Linked DNA regions of Mus musculus: region 1 is linked to region 2. Evidence: chromatin loops called from intact Hi-C (ENCODE). Cell type or tissue: left cerebral cortex. All regions are shown on one strand. Each heading gives the region's core, and the rest is flanking DNA. Links, peaks and the distances in the headings are about the cores only. Region 1 has its middle 17 kb from the start of Dcbld1. Region 2 overlaps Gopc (golgi associated PDZ and coiled-coil motif containing).

Evidence for each region. A loop is a pair of places that touch in the nucleus more often than their neighbours do. Peaks named below come from ENCODE experiments on the same cell type or tissue, not always from the same donor. Only the 100,000 strongest peaks of a DNase experiment are listed, where the experiment ranks them.
Region 1: a loop joins it to region 2, with 4 times the contacts of the local background. A loop is called at or near these places in 21 of 42 quality-filtered maps.

What each region holds. Positions count from the first base shown.
Region 1 is chr10:52,209,997-52,222,402 of GRCm38, forward strand. No RefSeq gene overlaps it. Among named protein-coding and RNA genes, the nearest start is that of Dcbld1, 17 kb to the right of the region's middle. In left cerebral cortex, for the core only: CTCF peaks have their summits at 6,961 and 7,799; DNase peaks (open chromatin) are centred at 6,976 and 7,802.
Region 2 is chr10:52,325,007-52,337,412 of GRCm38, forward strand. It overlaps Gopc (golgi associated PDZ and coiled-coil motif containing), which reads right to left. Exons shown (of 9, transcript NM_001199272.1): 9 at 12,018-12,406. Among named protein-coding and RNA genes, the nearest start is that of Gopc, 51 kb to the right of the region's middle. In left cerebral cortex, for the core only: a CTCF peak has its summit at 6,226 (motif pointing left); a DNase peak (open chromatin) is centred at 6,226.

The DNA of each region.
Region 1 (12,406 bases), core at 2,067-10,066, 110 kb before region 2:
CAGTACACATGGTATTACAGTTTGTTTGTAAGAAGAAATTGCCAGATGTACGACTGTTCACTGACTCATGGGCTGTAGCCAATGGATTGGCTGGATGGTCAGGGACTTGGAAAGATCACAATTGGAAAATTGGTGAGAAAGACATCTGGGGAAGAAGTATGTGGATAGATCTCTCCAAATGGGCAAAGGATGTGAAGATATTTGTGTCCCATGTAAATGCTCACCAAAAGGTGACTTCAGCTGAGGAGGAGTTCAATAATCAAGTGGATAAGATGACCCGTTCTGTGGACAATCAGCCTCTCTCCCCAGCCATCCCTGTCATTGCTCAATGGGCACATGAACAAAGTGGCCATGGTGGTCGAGATGGAGGTTATGCTTGGGCTCAGCAACATGGGCTTCCACTCACCAAGGCTGACCTGGCTACAGCTGCTGCTGATTGCCAGATCTGCCAACAGCAGAAACCAACACTGAGCCCCAGATATGGCACCATTCCTCGAGGTGACCAGCCAGCAACCTGGTGGCAGGTTGACTACATTGGACCACTTCCTTCATGGAAAGGACAGCGTTTTGTTCTTACTGGAGTAGATACTTATTCTGGTTATGGATTTGCCTTTCCTGCACGTAATGCCTCTGCTAAAACCACCATTCACGGACTGACAGAATGCCTTATCTATCGTCATGGTATTCCACACAGTATTGCTTCTGACCAAGGAACTCATTTCACAGCCAGAGAAGTAAGACAGTGGGCCCACGATCATGGAATTCACTGGTCTTACCACATTCCCCATCATCCTGAAGCAGCTGGTCTGATAGAAAGATGGAATGGCCTTTTGAAGACGCAGTTACAGTGCCAATTAGGTGGTAACAGCTTGGAAGGTTGGGGCAGAGTTCTTCAGAAGGCAGTATATGCTTTGAATCAGCGCTCGATATATGGTACAGTTTCACCCATAGCCAGGATTCATGGGTCCAGGAATCAAGGGGTGGAAAAAGGAATAGTTCCACTTACTATCACTCCTAGTGACCCTCTAGGAAAATTTTTGCTTCCTGTCCCCATAACTCTAGGTTCTGCTGGCCTAGAAGTTTTGGCTCCAGAGAGGGGAATGCTCCTACCAGGAGCTACAACAAACATTCCATTGAACTGGAAGCTCAGACTTCCCCCTGGTCATTTTGGGCTTCTAATGCCCTTAAACCAACAGGCTAAAAAAGGAATAACAGTGTTAGGAGGGGTGATAGATCCAGATTACCATGGGGAAATTGGATTACCTCTTCACAATGGTGGTAAGCAAGATTATGTCTGGAGTGTAGGAGATCCCTTAGGGCGTCTCTTAGTACTACCATGTCCTGTGATTAAAGTCAATGGGAAACTACAACAGCCTAATCCAAGCAGGATGACAAAGGATGCAGACCCATCAGGAATGAAGGTATGGGTCAATCCTCCAGGAAAAGAGCCAAGACCTGCTGAGGTGCTGGCTGAAGGAGAAGGAAATACAGAATGGGTAGTAGAGGAAGGTAGTTATAAATACCAATTAAGGCCACGTAACCAGTTGCAGAAACGAGGATTATAAAGTAATATGAATGCCCATTGTAAATTTACAAATGCGTTTGCGATTGTACGAGGAATAGTTATATCATGTTAGGCGTATTTACAACCTTGTTATTGTTTCATGTGAACATGAGATATTATTTGTGTCAAGTTGACAAGGGGTGGATTGTAGTGGTTATTCCTGGTTGTCAACTTGACTATATTTGGAATGACTACAATCCGGAATTGGAAGGCTCACCAGTGACCCTTATCTGGAGGCTTGGAGATCCTTATCTGGATCTTGGTTTGAAGATCTTGAGCCATAGTGGCTATGGATTCCAGAAGATTGAATCTCCGAGTTTAAGGAACACACCTTTAATCTGGGCTACGCCTTTCATCTGGGATTAAAGGTGTGGTGGAACACACCTTTAATCTGGGCTACACCTTCTGCTGGAGACAATATAAGGACATTGGAAGAAGGGAGTCTAGCTCTAGCTCTTGCTCTTGCTCCTGCTCCTTCGCCTGCTTGCTGCGTGAGACTGAGTAACTGCTAGATCCTTGGACTTCCATTCACAGCTGTGACTGAACGATTGTTGGGAATTGAGCTGCCGACTGTAAGTCATCAATAAATTCCTTTATTATCTAGAGACTATCCATAAGTTCTGTGACTCTAGAGAACCCTGACTAATACAATAGCTCTGTACCTCATTGTTTTAATAGGGTTATTTGGTTCTCATGGAGAGAGAAGAGGTCTGCAATGGAGATTTTACAAAGATACGACTTCTTAATTTTTGTATAACCAAGTTTAATTCCTTTCTTTTGAAATCACTCATAACTCACAGTGGTTCTAGTGACTTTGTGAGTTCTAGGTTGGCACAGACCTTTTTGTTTGAGTCAGGGTCTCATGTAGCACAGGCCACAAAGTCAGGGAAAAACAAGGTTTATACAGCAAGATCCAAGCCCGGAAAGGCTACCATAGCTTGACTTTCACTGTAAATAGTGTAGGTGAACATTTAATGTTGGGAGTAAGGATGCAGCTTCTTTGGTAGGGTGTTGTATAGTATATATGGGGCCCTGGGTTCTGTATGCACAGCACTGCATACATTTGGTGTGATGTGATAGGATGTGTGTGCATGCACTTGTGGACACAACGTTTTCTAGTTTTGTATATAAATAATTAAAATATTTGGCTTAGAGTTTACATTCAAAGAAGAAAGTCTCTCTCCCTCCCTCCCTCCCTCTCTCTCCCTCCCTCCCACCCTCCCTCCCTCCCTCCCTCCCTCTCTCTCTCTCCCTCCCTCTCTCTCTCTCTCTCTCTCTCTCTCTCTCTCTCTCTCTCTCGATCTCACATAGCCAATGTTGGCCTCTAATTTTCTCTGTAGCTGAAGATGATCTTGACCTTCTGATCCTCTTGAGTTCTTAGATAAGAGTGTGCACCCTCACAGCTAGTTTTGTGGTGCTGCGGCTTTGTGCATGCTACATGCTGAACTACCTCTGCAAACCCAAAAGATTCTTTTTATTATACATATTTTATGCTGCTAGAGCAATAATAGACTATTTCTGAAAATCTGTACTAGCCTGAGCAGGGCAGATGAAAAATGGAAGTGGGTGTTGGTTGAGTAGAGGCTGTGATCTAAGAAAAGAAGTCCTAGAATCGCAGAGGACTGTTGAGTTTGACATTGCAATTTGCCAGTCTCTGAAATCAAAATGGAAAGAAAACTCAAAATGGAAAATGGCTCATTCAACAAATATATTTCATAAGCCTACCACTGTCATGTTTTGTGTCAGAGGTTAAGTTTAAGTTTCTGCACTTTGTTGTATATTTTTAGGTATTCCACAATGTGATAAAATCTTATACACACACACACACACACACACACACACACACACACACACACACAAATAAGTCAGATGTGGAGATCATTGATCATAATCACTGCCTTTGGGAAATTAAATTACTATATATCAAGTTTAAGACCAGCCTAAGCTAAATGAGACCTTTCACACACACACACACACACACACACACACACACACACACAGCCAGGTGTAGTGGTCCAAGCCGTCAATCTCAGCACTCTGGAGACAGAGGCTGGTGGATTTCTGTGAGTTCAAGTCCTGCCAAGGATAGATAGTTTCTCAAAAAGAAAAAAAAGGTGTGTGTGTGTGTGTGTGTGTGTGTGTGTGTGTGTATACATATAAGAGTGTTTGCCCCCATTCAGAAGTCAATTGTTTTCTCTTGACTTGTTTCTCTATCACTAGATGAGTCCTAATTAAACATCAGATGCACAGGACCTTATTTATTTATTGGTAAACTTTGGTTCAGATACTAAACACTTCTACTTAACCATAGTACCCTAGCCATAGCACTATGGTTTGTGTCTCAGTATTATATATAGTGTCTATAAAACAAAGTATGGGGGCTGGAGAGATGGCTTAGCGGTTAAGAGCACTGACTGCTCTTCCGAAGGTTCTGAGTTCAAATCCCAGCAACCACATGGTGGCTCACAACCATCCGTAATGAGATCTGACTCCCTCCTCTGGAGTGTCTGAAGACAGCTACACTGTACTTCTATATAATAAAAATAAATAAAAAAAAAAAAACAAAGTATATCAGCCATCCTAGTCATTGATACTCCATTTTAGTTGGTTTTATATCTGCATTCACAGAAATGTCTACTCAAAGCCTTGTTCCATTGTTTGCTTGTTTGGCCAATTTATTATTATCTGAGTGTCTTTCTTTCCTTTCCATTTTTTCTTTCTTCATTCTCTTTTATCTCCGTTTTTCTTTTCTTTGGTTTTTTGAAACAGAAGTCATATGTGTCAGGCTGGTGGTGAGCTTGCTATATATCCAAGGATGGCCTTGATTTTCCTGCCTGTACTTCCAAGAGCTAATATTACAGGTATGGGCTATTGTATTTCTTTCTTTGTGGGACAGAGTATTGCTTTATAGCCCAGATTAGCTTTGAACTCCTCCTCCTCCTCCTCCTCCTTCCCTCAACCTCCCAAATTCTGGGATTCCAGACAAGTGCCTACTCAGTTGGTTTGGGTTTTATCTTTTCAGATTTAGTTTGTTGGTTGGTTGGTTTTGTTAGTTTTGTTGTTGTTGTTTTGTTATTATCTTTATTTGTTGGTTTTGTTTGTTTTTTTTCTAAGACATAATTTTATTTTGCTAAGCCAGGCCTTAAACTCACTATGAGCTCAAGAGGAATCACTAAATTCCCAATCCTGTAACTCCCAAGTGCTGAATTAAAAGGATGTGCTACCATACTGAGTTGGATTGTTCTTCATCATCAACGATCATTAATTATCATCATCATTAATGGTCATTATCATCATCAATCATCATCTCTTCTCTCTTCAAATGTCTCTAAGCTAACAGACTTAGAGGCAGTTGTAGAAACTTTGATGTGTAAGTTTTATTCTTATATTCTGCTTCCTTTGAAGCTTCCCTCTTGCTCACAGTCGGCCACAGGGGGAGCATAATGGCCAGTATCTATTCACTTTCAAACCCCTTTCTCCAGATATAATTCATAAACAACACAGTTCTCTTATTTAATGTGTACTGTCTGGTGATGTTTAGTATATTTACAGGGTTATATGACAAGTGCTATTATCAAATTCTGGAATATTTCCATCATCCAAACAGAAATGGATTCCTATTAACCAACACAGCTCATTCCCTCTCCACCAGTCCTTGGTAAACAGTATGGATATATCTAATGTAGATATTCCATATAAATTAACTGTATAATGTGTGGTCTTTTGTGCCTGGCTTCTTCCACTGAGTATACTGGGTTTTTTTTTATGTTAATTTATTGTGTGAGTGTTTTGGTATTTTGACCAGATGTTGTGACCAGTGTTGGGCTCCTAAGCTAAATGAGGGATTATGGTAGGACAATGAACATACCATAGACACTTCTCAGAGAGTGTGACAGGAGTGGGGCTACTTCATACCCAAATCAGGCTTGGACCTACTCAAACCTGTAGAAACAAAGGCCACTTCATGATAAAGTTAGTTAAACTTCTGTTTTCACACCAGAGAACTGGATTCTCAGAAATCATGTGACCTGCCAGTCTACTAATCTAGCTGATAAGCTTGGAATTTTCCTGGGCCCAGTGGGGCACTTCCTCCCTTGTCCTGCCCCTGTCCCCGAACTGTATAAACTTGCCCCACTATATCAATCGATGTGCTGCCCTCTGAAACAGTTTACCTGAGCTTTAACTCTCTACCACCTGAGACCCTGCTCCTCAGCTCCTCAGCTCCTCAGCATCCTGAGACCACTGGTACACAATGACTGGTGGGGACAGGGGAGACACATGTGTATTTGTGCATCACTTGCATTCCTGTCCCCAATGAGGCCAGAAGAGAGTGTCAGATTCCCTGGAGCTAGACTTATGGATGTTTAGGATCCACCATGAGGACACTGGGAATCGAACCCAAGTGCTCTGGAATAACAGCCAGTAAGTGCTCATAACCACTGAGCCATTTCTCCAGCCACTAGTATAAAATATTTAAGGTTCTTTCATAAAGTACTCATGCTTGAAACTTCATTGCATTTTATTGTTGAAATATTTTTTCCTTTCATTTTCTTTGGTTCTGAGGATTGAACCTAGAGCCATATTTATGTTGGCAAACGTTATAGTGCTGAAGTGTGTCCCCAGCCCTGACAATATTCTTCAATGTGAATATGCCACCTCCAATTGTCTACTCAATGATTGAGAGATATTTGGTTACAGTTTAGCATGCTGCTAATAACATTAGATCCATCAACTTCTTGGTGTTTGTTTTGTTTTGCTTTTAGTTTTATTTTGAGACAGGCTTTTCTGTAGTCTAAGGCTGGCCCTGAACTCTCTATGTAGCTGAGGCCATCCTTGAACTCCTGATCCTCTTACTGCTATCCCCCAAGTGCAAATGAGCCACCAAACCCCACGTTAGATTGCAGCTAATGCCTCAAATCGCCCTATTGTTCTAACTCTATGTAAGCTCCCTTATGTCTGTAACAAACTGTTAGAAACAGAAGAGCTCTGAATCCCTGCCTCATACAGCAATACCTATTTTTGACTTAAGGAGAATGATCAGGCTCCAATTGCCGGGAGCTCTCTCAGTACCCACATGAGGGGTCCTGGGGAAGACATTTAATTACAAACAAAATGAAACATGTGGTCATCCTCTATTGGGACTTAGTGCAGAAGAAAATAGAAATCCACTTCTTTCCTCCATGAGCTTTACGGTTCTCATTCAAGCAAATGTTCCAAGAGACTGACTCACAAGGTAACTATTATTTTACATACCTTCATTTAACAGAAAGCAATCATTATCTTAATTCTTGCCTAACTGGAAATACATGGTATTTTCATATGTTCTTGCTTTAGAGTACATCTTGTGTAAATTTCTAGTACTAGCTATGCAGCAGGCGACCTTGCTCACGCTGAAAGCCTCTGCTCCACACGGTGGCAGTGTAGCACTCCCCAGACCCAAAGCTTTCCACCGACTGCAGGTGAAGCACAACTAATAGAAACATCTTTGGGTCACCTATGTGTTCTCTCATGGTGGTCGCCAACTGCCCATGAGAGCAATGACTTCCTCCTATTCCAGAACTACTGTCCTGTCTCCAGACTCTCCGGTCAAGAAAAGACAGGGAAGTTTGAACAAACTTTTCAATGGCTGTAATTGACTCAAGTCTTTTATAAAAACATCATAAAGGTTATTTTTCTGACAGAACGATAGAAGTCTTAAAATCACAAAACTAAATATTTTCAGCCTTTTGTCACAAAAAAATGTATATTTTGTACTGCACAGGCTCATGACATGTTGTGTAATGTAAGTACTTACCTCTCCTTTCACTTAACACAGGCATGGATGTGCATGCCTCTACATCCCAGATAGGATACAAATATATATATTATATATAGGATACAAATATATAAGCTATACAAATATATACATACCAAAATAGGATATTTAGGTTGTAAATGCCTATACATCCCAGCACATGACCCTGATTTCTAATTAATTAATTAATTAATTAATTAAATGGCTGGGAGATAGCTTGATTGGTAGTGTTTGTCTAGCATGCACAATCTCGTGGCATCCATCCAGCACCATATAAACTGGGTGTTAGTGCCATGCACTCTGCACTGTTCAGCCTTTCCTGCAAAGACCCCATCTGAACCGTGCAGGAAAGGCTTGTGCTGTTTTGCTTTTCCACGGGGCTCACAATGGCTGTGGAATAGAAGGCGCCTGGCCTGCTGCCTCCTTGTGCTGCCACCTGCTTTCCTCTCCACATCTCTACAGTTCCTCATAGCAGCTTGTGTTTGCCTGCCTGGACTCAGACGTTTCTCACAGCATCGTAGAAATAAATCCAAGAACAGAGACAACGAATCCCTAATCTAGGAAGCCAGGAGAGAGTATGAGTTTTCTGTTAGTTGCTTTGTGCTTCTGACTTGGTTTGGTTTGATTGTGTTTTGTGTGGCACTTCTCACGTTTTTTTGCCAGATCAACTTAGAACTCACTGGGTTCAGCCTGCTGGCCTTGAATTGCTGATCTCTCTACCACAGCCTGGGGGGGAGGGGGGGGTAGGAGGTGTTAGGGGCTAGGATTACGGACGTGCACCACACTATTTGGCTTACAAATTCAAGTTCCTTTTATTGTTAGGAGGAAATATGTTTGGAGATTTTTATTTGCCCAGACAGTTTGCATCTCCTCTAAAGGACACTTCCATACGCGCCTTTCTTTCTTCTTCCTGTAACGAAATACCTGACAGAAGGTGATTGAAGCCAGAAAGAGATTATTCTGGCTTACATTTATGTGGGGGCAGAGTGTGATTACATCTCATCATGGCAGGAAGGACGGGGCAAGAGAATCAGGAAGCCAACTGGTCACAATGCTTGTCGACAGTCAGAGAAAAGGGTGACCAAGAAGTGAGACCTCATGCTCCACTCCCAGCCATTTCCTCAAGCATTCACCACTGAATTTTGGTGAGGTTTTTTTTCCAGTTTTTTTTTTTTTTTAATTGCAAAGTTTCTTCAGAGACCCAGTGTAATGTCTTTAACTGTGAGTCCCATTCAAAGGGACATATACTATGCTGGCATAGGAGGCACCAACAGGAGCAGGAGACCAGGGGGTCCCTTTGTAGCCAGGAAGCAGAACCAGGTTAAAATCTTCAGGCTGGACTCAAGCTCAAAGCAGTCCTCCTGTGGTAGCCGTCAGAGTACTGGGATTGCATGTGTGAGCTACCACACCAGGCTTGTTTTGATATTTTAAATGTCCATTTCTACAGCTTCTCATGTTCCAATATATATGGCATGAAGACCAAAGGGGACCACGTCTGGGGAAGAAAGGGGACAGAAAGAAACAAGAGCAGACAATGGGGAGAAGAAAGAAAACACTGTATGTTTTATCTCACATGCAGTTCTACATCTAAAGACATTAAGTATACGTGTATACTTATATATATGACATAAGACATATATATGTCTCATACATATATGACACTGTGTGTGTATGAGAGAGAGAGAGAGATGAGAACGGGAGGAAGACTATTAAGAAAAGGTACCAGGGGGGCTGGAGAGATGGCTCAGTGGTTAAGAGCACTGACTGCTCTTCTGAAGATCCTGAGTTCAAATTCCAACAACCACATGGTGGCTCACAACCAACCATCTGTACAGCTACAGTGTACTCATATACATAAAATAAACAAATAAATCTTAAAGAAAAAAAGAAAGGAAGAAAGAAAGAGAGAGAAAGAAAGAAAGAAAGAAAGAAAGAAAGAAAGAAGAGGAAGGAAGGAAGGAAGGAAGGAAGGAAGGAAGGAAGGAAAGAAAGAAAGAAAGAAAGAAAGAAAGAAAGAAAGAAAGAAAGAAAGAAAGAAAGAAAGAGAGAAAGAAAGAAAGAGAGAGAAAGAGAGAGAAAGAGAGAGAGAAAGAGTACCAGGAGGGGCAAGGAGGAATGGAAGATGGCAATGGGTAAAAAAGAATGAGCAAAATGTAATGATGTATATACATGAAAGTATCATATATATATGCTACATAATAATTAGGTTTAAAATGACAAGTGTTTCCTAACTTGTTAGAGATGGCTTTTGCTTCCATCACATCAGAGCAACAAGATACCCATATGGGTTGGCCTTTTTCCTGCAAAGAGAAATATAATAAAGTTATTTTCCCTAGAACTGCCCAGCAAAAATAAAGAGTTAATACAAAGAATGTTTTCGCAAGGTAGATAAGAATTTTGGGAAAGACGAACTGTGCCAGGAATGCTGTATACAGCGAAGAAAAACCAGTCCAACCAGCTTTTCTTGTGCAAAGGAATGAAATCAAAGAGCCCATTCATAGCAACTCCAAGTTTATACTCACCACAAATTTTAAACCAAATTGTATCTGTCTTTAAGTTTTTATTTGTATGATGGTCAGCACACCCATGATACAATAATTACACTTAATTAGCAATGCTCCTAAAGTAAAACTCAAAGCCATATTTTGAACTTGCTGGAAGAACTCACGCCAAACATAACAATGGTTACCTTAGCGAAAGGTATTAGAAAGAAGTAAATCGTGGTGTGGTGGCTTACACCTGCAATCCCTGCCTGAGTTGCCCCGTCCCAAAAGGGGAGGGGAGCAGAAAGTCAGTTGGTTCTTTGTGTGAGTCATTGTGTGTCTATGTAGGGATGATTTGGGATTTGCTTTTTTAAGATTTATTTTGATAATTTTTTTAAATGTGCCTCACCAGGTGGTGATGACACACATCTTGTTGTTGTTGTTGTTGTTGTTTAAGATTTATTTATTTTATGTATGTTAGTACACTGTCCCTGTCTTCAGACACAGCAGAAGAGGGCATCAGATCCCATTAGAGATGATTGTGAGCCACCATGGAGTGGCTAGTAATTAAATTCAACCTTTAGAGGAATAGTCAATGCTCTTAGCCACTGAACCAACTCTCCAGCCCTATTGTTATAATTTTTATATATGTGTTTGTATTTGCCTTAGGACTATATGGTGTGTGTATATGTGTGTATCTCTCTCTCTCTCTCTCTCTCTCTCTCTCTGTCTCTCTCTCTCTCTCTCTCTGTGTGTGTGTGTGTGTGTGTACGTGTGTACCTTCAGAGACTCAAGAGGGTGTTGGATCCCCTGAAGCTAGAGAAAGCTGCCTAAAGTGGGTACTAGGTCTCCTGAAAGTGGGTAACCTGTGCCCATTCTCCAGCCCTGTGGTTTTGGTTTTTAATAGTCTTTATTACATTAGCTTATTTAATGTGGGTTGGTGAAGGTGCTACAGTGGGCTTTGTGCATGGAGATCACAGACAAATTGGAGGAGTTGGTTCTCTCTTTCTTTCATGTAGGTTCCCAGGATCAAACACAGAAACTCAGGCTTGGTGGCAAGCACCTTTACCAGCTAAGCCCTCTCACCCCCGTATGTGTGCAATTTGGGGTGACAGTTCACACAATACCTGTACTTCTAGCATCTGAGCTCATGTCCAGCCTGAGCTACAGAGTGAGAGAGAGACCCTCTGTCAAGAAAAACGAAACAAAATCAAAACATTACTATAAGCCAGGTATGGTGGTACACACATTTCACCCCAGCACTCAGGAAGCAGCGGCAGGCAGATGAGGCCAACCTTGTCTTCTACATAGGGAGTTCCAAGCCAGCCAGGGCTAAATAGTGGGACTCTGTCTCAAGGGGGGAAAAAGAGTTATAATTCTAAGATGGAAAAATGTTTGTAAACCTGTGACATATATGACATAACTTTATTGCACATTCCTACTTATCTTGGTTTCTTCTGGCAGAAGGCTATACTTGGATAATATAAATACATATATGTGGGATACAGTGACACATACATTTAATACATCTAATTCCTGAACTGCAGAGGCATAGGCATAGGCATAGGCAGAGGCAGAGGCAGAGGCAGAGGCAGAGGCAGAGGCAGAGGCAGAGGCAGAGGCAGAGGCAGAGGCAGAGGCAGAGGCAGAGGCAGAGGCAGAGATCTCTGAGTAAGTCTATGCAGTGAGTTCCATACAGCTAGGGATGAATAGAGATCCTGTCTTGGAAAAATAAGTAAATAAAATGCATATGTCATAAAATTTTTGGCATTCTGTATATTCAATAAGAGCTTCAGTATAATGGTTCACAGTAAAGATACATCTTTTTTAACTTTTAAGATTTATTTCTTTTATAGGTGTGTTTTGTCTGCATGTGTGTGTGTGTACACCATACACACACCTGGTGGTTACGGAGGTCAGAAGAGGCATCAGATCCCCTGAAACTAGAGTTAAAGATGATTTGTGTTAGGTCTCAGGCAGTCCACATATCCAGAAATGAGCTCAAACTGGACTATAAAAGGATTTCTTTATTCTGTCTATAAAAAGCCAGTATTCTTCAGGAACTTGTAAAACCAGTTTCTGTCTCCAAAAGGAGTAATTTTCCTTGTCTCTAGCAAAAAACAATCAATCAATCAAACAAACAAAAACAAACAAAAAAACATGGCTCCATTGACATGCATACCATATTGCATATCAAAATCTACACTAAAACCGGCCGTAGCTCTGCATGCCTTTGAACCCAACACTTGGAAGGCAGAGGCAGATGGATGTCTATTTGAGGCCAGTCTGGTCTAGGAAGCAAGTTTCAGGAGAGCTAAGACTGTTTTACATAGAAACCCAGTCTCCAAAACAAACTGTTCTAGCTTTAAGGCTCCCTCAGTCCCTATACACGAGAAGATGGAGTGTTGGAAGTCAGTCTGGACTGAGTAGTGAACTTGAAAGCAGACCACTGTGCTGTTAAATTTTAGTCAGAATAACACAAAGTAGAGTCACCTAAGAAGAGAGAGCCTCAGTAGACAAATTGCCTCCATCAGACTGGCCTGCAGGAGTGTCTGTGTGATATTT
Region 2 (12,406 bases), core at 2,014-10,013:
CTAAGACACATGGGGAAATATTTTTAAATGTCAAGGGAGAGAATTCTCATGTACCATTCGCCTAACACATTTTAACAAGCAGGAAAATGCTCCAGCAACCTCCTCTTTCCTCTGTCCTGCAACCTCCCCATGTTGCTCTCATTCCCTAATCCTTTCTTCTTCTAATTAATATTGTACCTGGCCATTCATTATTTTAAAAGTTTTGTTTATATGATTTTCATTTTATCCAGACAGACTCTCAGGTACCACAAGATGCCCTCTGATTCTGTAGTTGAGGATAACCTTGAACTTGCGATCTTTCGGCCTCAACCTCCCATGTTAGAACAGGCACATGCAACTCTGTCCTACCTTCAAGAGTGTTTCCATTTGTTGTCACTGGAACACAAAGGGCTCTCACCTCCGCTGTCACCAACTCTAATAAAACTGCTCCCGACTTTCATATAGGCCAATCTAGCTTGGCTAGAAGGCTTATCCTCAAACCACATTTCTGAACTACAATTAACCAACCAAACAAACAACACTAACAAAAGAATGATGCTTTCTATGTTAACTATGATGGCACTTGCCATCAAACTTGAAAATACCATACCTTCTCTCTCACAAAATAAAGTGTCAATGTGCTGGGGACTTGTCCCAGCACCTAGTTTCCTGAGGAAGGCAGAAATGGGTATGTGATTGGGGCCAAAGCTGCTTTATTTTAGACAGTTCTTCTGGTTTTTTGTTTTTGTTTTGTTTTGTTTTGTTTTTTTTTTTGGTTTTTCGAGACAGGGTTTCTCTGTGTAGCCCTGGCTGTCCTGGAACTCACTTTGTAGACCAGGCTGGCCTCGAACTCAGAAATCCGCCTGCCTCTGCCTCCCAAGGGCTGGGGATTAAAGGCGTGCGCCACCACGCCCTGCTGGTTCTTCTGTCTTTAACTCATTGCTATTCTGTTGCCAAAAGCTACTTACTTTTGGTGATTTCTTCTGTCCTTAACTCTGCTATTGTGTGGCCAATAGCTGCTTACTTTTGGTAATTTTTCTCTTCCTTTAATTCTGCTGTTCTAAGGCCAAAAGTCAATGGCTTCTAGTAACTTGACTCTAACTGATAGCAGCAGCAGCAGAATTAGAAAAAAAGGCTTAGTTTCTTTCTGATTCAAGGGCCCCTTGCTGGCCTGGTGGGAGACTTGGAGTTCCACAGATGTTTGTAAGTCTGAGAGCAAAGAAGAGGAAGAAAGGGAGAATTCAAGCATACACAGACACACACACTTTGACTGGGCTGGAACACCTGTCTTAACAATTCCACAAGTGTTCATACTTACTTACATACATACTCATACACCTACACATATAAGTATGCACATACATTTAGACAAACAGACATATACATATATAAACTTGGTGGATAGGGTTGAGCCTCAAATGCCACACTCTTGGACCCTCCTCCTCCTCCTCCTCCTCCTCCTCCTCCTCCTCCTCCTCTTCCTCCTCTTCCTCCTCCTCCTTCTCCTTCTCCTTGCTAGGTAACTGGGGTGGAGTCTAGCCTGAAGGTTAGAAGCTTGGGACATTGTCTATGTGACTAAAAGCCATGCTTCTCCTGTTGGGTGCTGTAGGGGGCAGTAACTTCCACAGGAGCCTTGAGTCCAGGAGATATGAGGGAATTCCTTCCTTCCCATGTAGGTGAATTATCACCACCAGGTCCTGGGGTTTGTTCACCTCTCAACTTGACTGGAGACCAGACTGTCTGTGCATAGCTCAATGCCCCACATATTACCTCACAGATAAAATGTTATACAAAGGGGGAGTTACAGAAGGATGTTGGTATTAAATTCAAAGTAGTGTTTCATCCTATAAGCACATTATAAGCTCAAAGCAACAGTTTCACACGGCCTTGTTTTATCATAGAGCACAGCCATGGCTTCATCCTAGGACCTGACTGGAATGAATATTTTTCCTTGATCGTAAATTCATTTCAAGCCTGCTTTCTTATCCTAGAGCAATTAGTCCGTGATGCATGGCGGTTTACAGAGCTCTATTTGCATCTTTATTCTATAGGGGGCTTGGGATTACTTGTATTAATTTAAGAGTTCTATAAAATCCTTATCAGGAATTGTGAAATTATCAATTGATCTATACAGCATTATTGCATGAGAGTACATCTTCATGTTGCTCAGCTGAAAATTTACCCAATAGGGTGGGCTGATGCCCAGGAATCATGAGGCTGTGTAATAGTGACAGGAAAGGCATATCAGCAGCAAGAAGCAATCCTGCTATGAAGTCACTGGTCATCTCACATCTCAGAGCTCACCCATTGTAAGCTGTGCAAAAACGTTGGGCCATCTCCAGAAAACTCATTTGCATGCCTTAGTCTTTCCTAGGTACCTTCTGACATCAATGTAATGAAAATTTTTAAAGAAGGCCTAAGCCTAAGGGCTGGAAAGACAGAGAACTCAGTAGGTAATGTGACTTTCCCTGTCCTCAGACACCATCGGATGATATGGTCAATGAGGGCAAAGGGAGCAGAGATGACAAACTGGGGTGGAGGGAGGGGCTGGGGATTGGAAGCCATGAGAATGATCACACCAGGACCAGCTGCAGAGAGACAGATGCACCTTACTTGAGGTGCTATAAGGCTGATATAATTTGTGAAACTGGGGGTAGGAACATTCAAGACGGGCAAAGGTCATTGGCTGAAGGATGAGAGTACCAAAATGCCTCATTAGCATGGGGAGACATTGCTCGAATCTCAGGTGCTAGCTGAATGAATGTGATCTTCCTTAGGGAGAGGCATCTGTGAGGGTTTTGAATTCCCCAGACAAGGTCAGAGAAGGAGACGCCCTGCCAATGAAGGGAGTCCTCCATATTGCACGGAACTCAGAGGCTATCCAGTCAATGGCAGACCTTGACCTTAATTAGCAGAGTTTTCCCACAGATAACAGCACTTACTGCTCTAGTGGGGAACCTGGACTCAATTTCTAGTACCCATATCGCAGTTCATAACTGTCTGTAACTCAAGTTCCAGGTATCTAATGCCCTATTCTGAACTCTCAGGACACCAGGCATGCACATGGTACATAGATATGCAGATGGGGTAAATAGTCACAGACATAATATTAAATAAGTAAATCTTTCTAAAAAAAATGGCCTACATTGGGCTGGAGAGAGAGCTTCGCAGTTAGAATACTTGAGACTTGATCAGAAACCTTTGTCTTGGCTTCATCTTTCTCTCCCCCTATCTACCCTCCTTCCCTGACTCTAGATGCACATTAGCATTACTTTAGTTTGCAGGGTGTAAACTTGACATAGGTCATCTGAGAGATGGGAACCTCAACTGAGAAAAGACCTTCAGAAGATCAGGCCGTGGAAAGCCTGTAGGGCATTTGGCGATTGATGTGGGAACCCTAGCTCATTGTGGGTGGTGCCACCCCTGAATTTATGGTCGTTGATTCTACAAGAAAGCAGGCTGCACAAGCCATGGGTAGCAAGCCAGTAAGCAGAACCCCTCCACGGCCTCTGTATCAGCTCTGTCTCCAGGTTCGGGCCCTGCTTGAATTACTGCCCCTGACTTCCTTCACTGATGGACTATGATGTGGAAGTGTAAGCCAAATAAACCCTTTCCTTTCCAGCATGTTTTTGCTCATGGTGTTTCATCACATCAGTAAACCTAACCAAGACAGGGGATTTTATTTGTTTGTTTCATTTTTCATCTTAAGGCCAAGTCTCATTATATAGGGTTGTTTCAAACTCATTATGCAGCCTAGGCTAACCTCAGACTCTCAGCAGTTCTCCTGACTTAGCTTCCAGGTACTGGGCTTTTAGGTTTGAGCAACCATGCCCGGCTGATGTAAGAGCACCAACTGCCCTTCCAGAGGTCCTGAGTTCAAATCCCAGCAACCACATGGTGGCTTACAACCACCTGTAATGAGATCTGACTCCCTCTTCTAGTGTGTCTGAAGACAGCTACAGTATACTTATGTATGTATAATAATAAATAAACCTTTGGGCTGGAGCAAGTAGGGTTGACTGGAGCAAGCAGAGGTCCTAAAAATCCAATTCCCGGCAACCACATGAAGGCTCACAACCATCTGTACAGCTACAGTGTACTCATATACATAAAATTAAATTTAAAAATCTTTTTCTTTTCTTTTTTTTTTTTTTTTTGGTTTTCTGAGACAGGGCTTCTCTGTGTAGCCCTGGCTGACCTGGAACTCACTCTCTAGACCTGGCTGAGCTCGAACTCAGAAATCTGCCTGCCTCTGCCTCCCAAGTGCTGGGATTAAGGTGTGTGCCACCATTGCCCAGCAATAAATCTTTTAAAAATGCCTAGGCCAATAGTGTGGCTTATTCTTCAACTAGCTCATAATTCAATTACCAGTTTATTCTATTCTAAGTGTGCCATATGTCTTATTACCTCTATTCAGAGTTCATGCAACTGTCTTCCTCAAAGTTCTGAGACAAATACCTTGATTTTATTTTTCAGAATTTTCTCTTTCTCCCAGATGTCTCACCTTCTACTTCTTGCTATGGCTCATTTGGGCATAGGTTTCTTTATTGACAGGTAACTGCTTTATACAGTGTATAAGAGATTCTCTTTATACTATGGCTGTTTAAAGCTGATTTTCTTTAGGGATTTGAAGAGAGCCCTGTGTGGCTCCAACTCACTAAACCCCAGGACTCCCTTACCTGGATCTGCAGTGTTGTCGCACAGACTTCCTACCTCAGATTATGCTAATGCTACAATTGTCAGATATGCACACTATAATGAACCATCAACAGAGTTCACACATGCACAGGCAACAGATTTCTTTCTTTCTTTCTTTCTTTCTTTCTTTCTTTCTTTCTTTCTTTCTTTCTTTCTTTCTTTCTTCCTTCCTTCCTTCCTTCCTTCCTTCCTTCCTTTCTTTCTTTCTTTCTTTCATTTTTTTTTACAATTTAAAAAAAAATTTTTTTATTATACATAAGTACACTGTAGCTGTCTTCAGACACACCAGAAGAGCGCGTCAGATCTCATTATGGGTAGTTGTGAGCCACCATGTAGTTGCTGAGAATTGAACTCAGGACCTTTGGAAGAGCAGTCAGTGCTCTTACCTGCTGAGCCATCTCGCCAGCCCCCAGAAAACAGATTACTCTTTTTTGTTTTGTTTTTTGTTTTTTGTTTTTTCGAGACAGGGATTCTCTGTGTAGCCCTGGCTGTCCTGGAACTCACTCTGTAGACCAGGCTGGCCTCAAACTCAGAAATCTGCCTGCCTCTGCCTCGTGAGTGCTGGGATTAAAGGTGTGTGCCACCACGCCCAGCTGACAACAGATTTCTTGATCCTCTCATCTCTGTCACCTTTTTTCACAGTTCAGACACCCTGATTTGTTCATCCCATAACTCTTCTAAGTCTATGGGCTGAAGAGATGGCTCAGTGATTAAGAGCACAGGCTGTTCTTCCAGAGGACCCAGGTTTAATTTTCAGCATCCACATGGTGGGTCACAACTGTTTGTAACTCCAATTCTGGGAGACCTGATGCCCTCTTCCAGCCAAAGGGAGTGCTCAATTTGTAGGTATGTGACTTCATGATGAATTCATGTGGTGATGGATATTGAGCCCCAGTTGACAACATGCCATTTGATCAGAGTTACACAGTGCATACTAAGCATGTTTTTTTTCTTTTGGGAGGTAGGGGTGGGGAGCTAGCCAGGGTCTCCTAGAGCCCAGGCTAGTTTCAAACTCCCTATGAAGCTGAGCATGGCCTTGAATTTCTGATCCTCGTTTCCAAGTCCTTCCTAATTCTGGGATTACAGACAAGCAGTACACTCATTCCTTTTGGTTTTGGTTTCATATAGGCCAGCTGGCAGGGAGTTCATTGTGTTTCTGAGGATGCTCTGGAATACCTGACCTTTCTGCCTCCATTTCATCCCCTTGTAGCTACTGATCACCATTAAAAAACATTAGAACTGTTTTAAACTTAGGCTCCATCAATCCATGTGCCATTCAGAAAAAAAAAAATGTAAAATATAGTAAAATGTAACATTGAAAGCCTAGATAGTTCCCTTTTCATTCTTCATGGCTTATGAAAGAATGAAGAGAGGGACCTGAGTTATGACTGACACTGTGAAACTCTGATCAAATGGCATAACTTCTCCAGTCTTGAATTTGTTCATCCTTAGAATGAATCTAGTTGTTTTACACTAGTTTTACAGACAAAAAGCCCTCCAATCTACTGGGTTAAATGCAGCTTTGGGGATCTCTCTCCCCCTACTGGCGCTTTCCCAAATTACACCTACCTTTCTAACCTTAAAATCAGTTTTAGTGTCTGTTTTATTTACCCAAGTTTCCTTGTTACAGACCATCCATCCATCCATCTCCCCCTTTTTTTTTTTTTAGAAAATACAGGTTTTTCTTTTATCAAATACAAAAACTAAAGCCTTTACTTAAAGTTTATATCAAGCCTTTGTTGTTCAAACCTTAATTTCTTTCCGTGTTGTGCTATGATTGCTAAATGTCTTCCTCTATTGTGCATTTCAGGTGTCTGTATGGGGTGGGATGTATGTGTGCACGTGCGCGCGTGTGTTGCCATGCTGTGAATGTTTTATGGTGGCTAGGGGATAGCCTTCAGAAGTTGAATGTCTTCATCTATTGTGCTTTCCAGGGATCAAACTCATGTCATCAAGCTTGAGGCGAGTGCTTTTACCCACTGAACTATCTTGGCCCCTCCCTTTATATACTCTAAGGCTATTTTAAGTAGGTGTATACAAGGTGTGATGGTTTGTGTAAGAATGGCCCTAATAGATAGGCTCATATTTGAGTATTTATTCCCCAGTAGGTACAACTGTTTGGGAAGGATTAGGAGGTGTGGCCTTGTCAGAAGTGTGAAACTAATGGCGGACTTTGAGGTTTCAAAAGCCCATTCATTCCCAGTTAGTTCTGTCATGCTTGTGGATCAGTGTATAAGCCTTAGCTACTGCTCTTAATGTCATGCTTGCTTGCTGCCATGCTCTCTGCCATGATGGGTGTGGCCTCAAACTAAAAATGTAAGCCCCCAAATAAACTCTTCTGTTAATTTCAAGTTGTCTTGGTCATGCATGATGTCTTTATCACAGGAACAGAAAGTAAGTCACAAGGTTATTATTTCAACTTTGTAGTAAACTGTAATAAAATAAAATAAAATAAAATAAAATACCTCTATTCTAAATGTTTTTGTCTTAATCTGTTTTGTATTAGCATATCATCTTTTGGGGAGCAAAATTATGTCCAGTGTTATCTTCCTTTTTTCCTCCTCTGGGTTTTGCATCTTTATGATTAAGTATGTGTCTCTTCAACATCCCTTTCCAAAGTCAGTCGATTCCCCCATCCCTGCAACTAGGAACTAGGAATCTTTTGTTTGTTTTGTTTTTCGAGACAGGGTTTCTCTGTGTAGCCATGGCTGTCCTGGAACTCACTTTGTAGACCAGGCTGGCCTCGAACTCAGAAATCCACCTGCTTCTGCCTCCCGAGTGCTGGGATTAAAGGTTTGCGCCACCATGCCGGGCTAGGATTCTTTTTTTTTTTTATACTCCTTGATCATATGCTCTCATCTTTGAAGTACCCCATTGGTTCTTGGCAGAATACACTAAATGTAACATTGGGTGGTGGGGGAAACTAAGTCTTACTCTCAAGGTTCAAAGGCTGGGCTGTCCTAGATTATGTAGCCCAGAACTTGTCCTCCCTCCTGCCTTCCAAGTGATGGGTTTATAGGAGCATGCCACCATGCCAGCTTAATCCTAACACTTCTTGTGTATTAGTATTCTCTTACACTGTGTATCTTTAGTTGAGCATTGCTAAGACTTAACCCTAGTTATATGCCTGCCAGCAGGGCAAGGGGGCTCCTACTGTTTCAGGATATAGGGTAGTAATAGCAATCTCTAAGTGTGAGGTTTTAATAGGAAAGGTGGACTACTTTTTAATGTCTTTTTAAATAATTTTTTAAAATGTGCATTGGTGTTTAGCCTGCATGTATGTCTGCAGGGATATGGGACCCACTGGATCTGGACTCACAGACAGGTGTGAACTGCCATATCGGTGCTGGGAATTGGTCCCAGATTCTCTGGAAAAGCAGCCAGAGTCCTTAACCACTGAGCCACCTCTCCAGTTCCCAAGGATGAGTTACTTTTTAAAAAATTTATTATTATTATTATTATTATTATTATTATTATTATTATTATTATTATTATTATCTTTTTGGTTTTTCAAGACAGGGTTTCTCTGTGTAGTCCTGGCTGTCCTGGAATTCACTCTGTAGACCAGGCTGGCCTCGAACTCAGAAATTCGCCTGCCTCTGCCTTGCAAGTGCTGGGATTAAAGGCGTGTGCAACCACGCCCAGCTTTATTTTTAATTAGATATTTTCTTTACTTACATTTTAAATGTTATCCCCTTTCCTAATTTCCCCTCTGAAAATCCCCTAACCCTTCCCCTGTCCCCCTGCTCCCCAACCCACCCACTCCTGCTCCCTGGCCCTGGCATTCCCCTATACTGGGGCACTGAACCTTCACAGGACCAAAAGCATCTCCTCCCATTGATGACTGACTACATCATCCTCTGTTACATATACAGCTGGACCCATGAGTCCCACCATGTGTACTCTTTGGTTGGTGGTTTAGTCCCGGGGAGCTCTGGGGGCTGGTTAGTTCATATTGTTGTTTCTCCTAGGGGGCTGCAAACCCCTTCAGCTCCTTGGGTCCTTTCTCTAGCTCCTTCATTGGGGACCCTGTGCTCAGTCCAGTAGATGGCTGTGAGCATCCACTTCTGTATCTGTCAGGCACTGGCAGAGCCTCTCAGAAAAAGACAGCTATTATCATGCTCCTGTCAGCAAGCTCTTATAGGCATCGACAATAGTGTCTGGGTTTGGTGGTTGTTTATGGGATGGATCCTCAGGTGGGGTGGTCTCTGGATGGTCATTCCTTCAGTCTCTGCTCTGAACTTTGTCTCTGTAATTCCTTCCATGGGTATTTTGTTCCACCTTCTAAGAAGGATCAAAGTATCCACACTTAGGTCTTCCTTCTTGAGTTTCATGTGTTTTGCAAATTGTATCTTGGTTATTCTAAGTTTCTGGGCTAATATCCACTTATCAGTGAGTGCATATCATGTGTGTTCTTTTGTGATTGGGTTACCTCACTTAGGATGATATCCTCCAGACCCATCCATTTGTCTAAGAATTTATTCATTGTTTTTAATAGCTGCGTAGTACTCCATTGTGTAAATGTACCATTTTCTGTATCCATTCCTCTGGGTTCTTTCCAGCTCCTGGCTATTATAAATAAGGCTGAGATGAACATAGTGGAACATGTGTCCTTATTACAAGTTGGAGCTTCTTCTAAGTATATGTCCAGGGGTTGTATTGCTGGATCTTCCAGTAGTTAGTAGTATGTTCAATTTTCTGAGGAACCGCCAGACTGATTTCCAGAGTGGTTGTACCAGCTTGCGATCCCACCAGCAATGGAGGAGTGTTCCTCATTTACTGGTTTTAAAGGAGGCATGGGCTACTTTCCAAGATTAAGCAATCCAGGAGGATCAGCAGTTACCATCCTCAGGGGCATCCAAAATATCTCCATGTCTTACATTTCCCCATTGGCTTTAGGAATAGATATTCTGTGAAAGCTCAACTGAATGCCCTGTCAGTCCTCTCATTGTAGGAGGGAGGCTTCCTCCGAACTCCTTCCCCTTCCTTGAGGTCTAGCTTTCCTGTTGAAGTATCAGATGTATCCTGATCATAGACTGTCCTTCATCAGCAGTTCACCAACACAACCTTATGTGATCAGCCACCTCTGCTGTTCTGACACTGTCATCATCATGTCTTCCTAACACCCAAATTGCTGAATGTCCCCGAGAATCCTTGTGGAACTTTCCCCAGTTAGACTACCCGAGGAGTCTCCAAGAACACCCCTCAAGATGACCCATTTGCAGAAGAGCCACGGGTCTGCGTACAAGATCTGCCTTGGACCTATGATTTGTCCCAGTGCTGCTGAACAGGCTTGTACCATTCCACACGCAAAGCACTATTCACTGGGGGAAGCTTGCCTGAGCCTATGACCACAGATAGGCTTAATAAAGATCATTTTAAAGTGAGACACACACACAAAGAGAAAAGGAGTTCTGATGACAGATACACCATACATACGATATGGGGGGTAGGCTCTCAAAACTTTGTTTAGAGCACATTTTATAGGGTCACCTAGTAGCAGCACGTACTACATGTAAAAATTCCAAACGCCCTGAAGGTGAACAACACAAATCCTGTTGTTTATATAGACATGTCAGGTGTGTGAACCTCCTACTAACTAAAAAAAGGTGGTATCCTCCTGAGACCTTGTTATATACTAACCAGAAGATTACCACAAATGGCCCTCAGAATGACAGTGTTGCTCTACTATGCTCACAATTTCCAGTATATGATCTTTGAAACACTTAGCAACTAAGCCATGCTCCTATGTCAGCACTAGAGGTATCCAGCCAAGATAGCTATCCTGCTTCATTTTTGGGGTAGGAGATGAACAGCTCTTTTTAAAAATTATCTTTTTTTTTATTTATTTATTTATTTATTTATTTATTTATTTATTTATTTATTTATTTATACAGTCTAGTCGTTATCCCCCTCCCGGTCCACAGTTCCTCATTCTATCCCTCATCCCCCATCTACAAGAAGATGTCCTCCCAAACCCTGCCAGGCTTCCCCACTCCCTGGGGCCTCCAATCTTTCCAGGGTTAGGTGTGTCTTCTCGCACTGAGGCCAGACCTAGCAATCCTCTGCTGTATATGTGTTGGGGGCCTCATATCAGCTAGTATATGCTGCCTGGTTGGTGTCTCAGTATCTGAGAGATCTCAGGAGTCCAAGTTAGTTGAGACTGCTGGTCTTTCCTATGGGGGTTGCCCTTGTCCTCAACTTCTTCCAGCCTTTCCCTAATTTAACCACAAGGGTCCCCGACTTCAGTCCATTCATTGGGTTTAAGTATCTGTGTCTATCTCAGTCAGCTGTTTGTGCAAAAGGTTTATTAGCTGGTGATATAAAAGCAAGTGAGGGGGGTGGAGGCAAGCCAACCACAAAGTGTGTGCACGATTGGAGGAGAATGGACTGAGCGAATGTAACTTCAAGTATAACGTAGGGAGTCTTCCTGGCAGTCTCCATGACTCACAAGGTCTTTGTCCTGGTCAGTGGCCACCTGAAGAGGCACAGCTTCAGCCTGAACACAGACAATCCCAGCTTGAGGCAGCTGGGCCTCCAGACAGCTAAATGTCCTCCTGCTGGAGATGTCAAGAGATGTGTTCTGCTGCAAGGGTGGTTATGGCTCAAGACAACCTGGAAAACATTCATTGTCAAACAAAATATTTATCACCAACAACACATGGTAATCCGTAATACGTTTGTACCTTTTTTTTTTTTCCTTTTTCAAGGTAGATTGTAACCTCTCTAAAATATAACATTGATCAATACTGAAAATGCAGATCCCTTTTTATATCTCACAAACCAAGCAATAGCCTGAGGAGATGAATTTTGTTAAAGACTTTTCCTTAGAGAACTTCAGAATCAGTAGCTTCAATTGCCACAGGGCGCACACGGATGTAAGGACTAAATCACAGCTGCCCGACAGCAGGAGACAAGTATTTCTAAGTGCTCATAATGAAAGACAGTTTCTGAGCTTATGAATGTTTACCAAAATAATCTTACATGTACTTTGGAAAACTCTAAACTAGATAGATGTAGGTGTCTATGAAAGAATTTCCTTTCAAATACAAGGATTCATACTATACTCTTATCAATGCTGTCCTCATTATGTAACTTTAGCTTTTAAGATCTGTAATACGAAACCAAGCCAAAGAGACCAGAGTTTCTTCCATCTGCTAAGTTTAAAACAGACTATCGATCCCAGAGTTGTTTTGACAGTTCCTAACTACCAGATTTCTAACTAATTCAGATGAAACAGTTAAGCCTAAACAATTCCTACCCAATCTATGATACTCTACCCCAGCAGCTGGATTCAGTCTTTGGGTATTTCATGACACAATGATACAAGTCACAGGAGCTACTCAGAACCCATAATAAACCAAAATATTTAATGTGAATGAAAGAGAAAACATTTATTTTCCTTCAAATCTGATCAATACTGCTTTAATGTAGAATATGTCATTTTTATTTACAGGCTAATTAAGAATATGAAACTCAACTAGATATAATACAATTATCATAAATCCCCTTATATGTAAATTAATATATTTTTTGTTTTAAAATATGAAAACAACATAAGCCCCTTGCTGTGGGGTCTATTCCAGCACCATGGACAGGTTATGTTATTTGTAATTGTTTAATTCTAATCAACAGACTTGCAAGCTCTTCATCTCTCTCAAATTTAATTTAACAATAATCCCTAACCCGAATACGTCACTTTCATCATGTTCAGAACAGAAAACTGCAG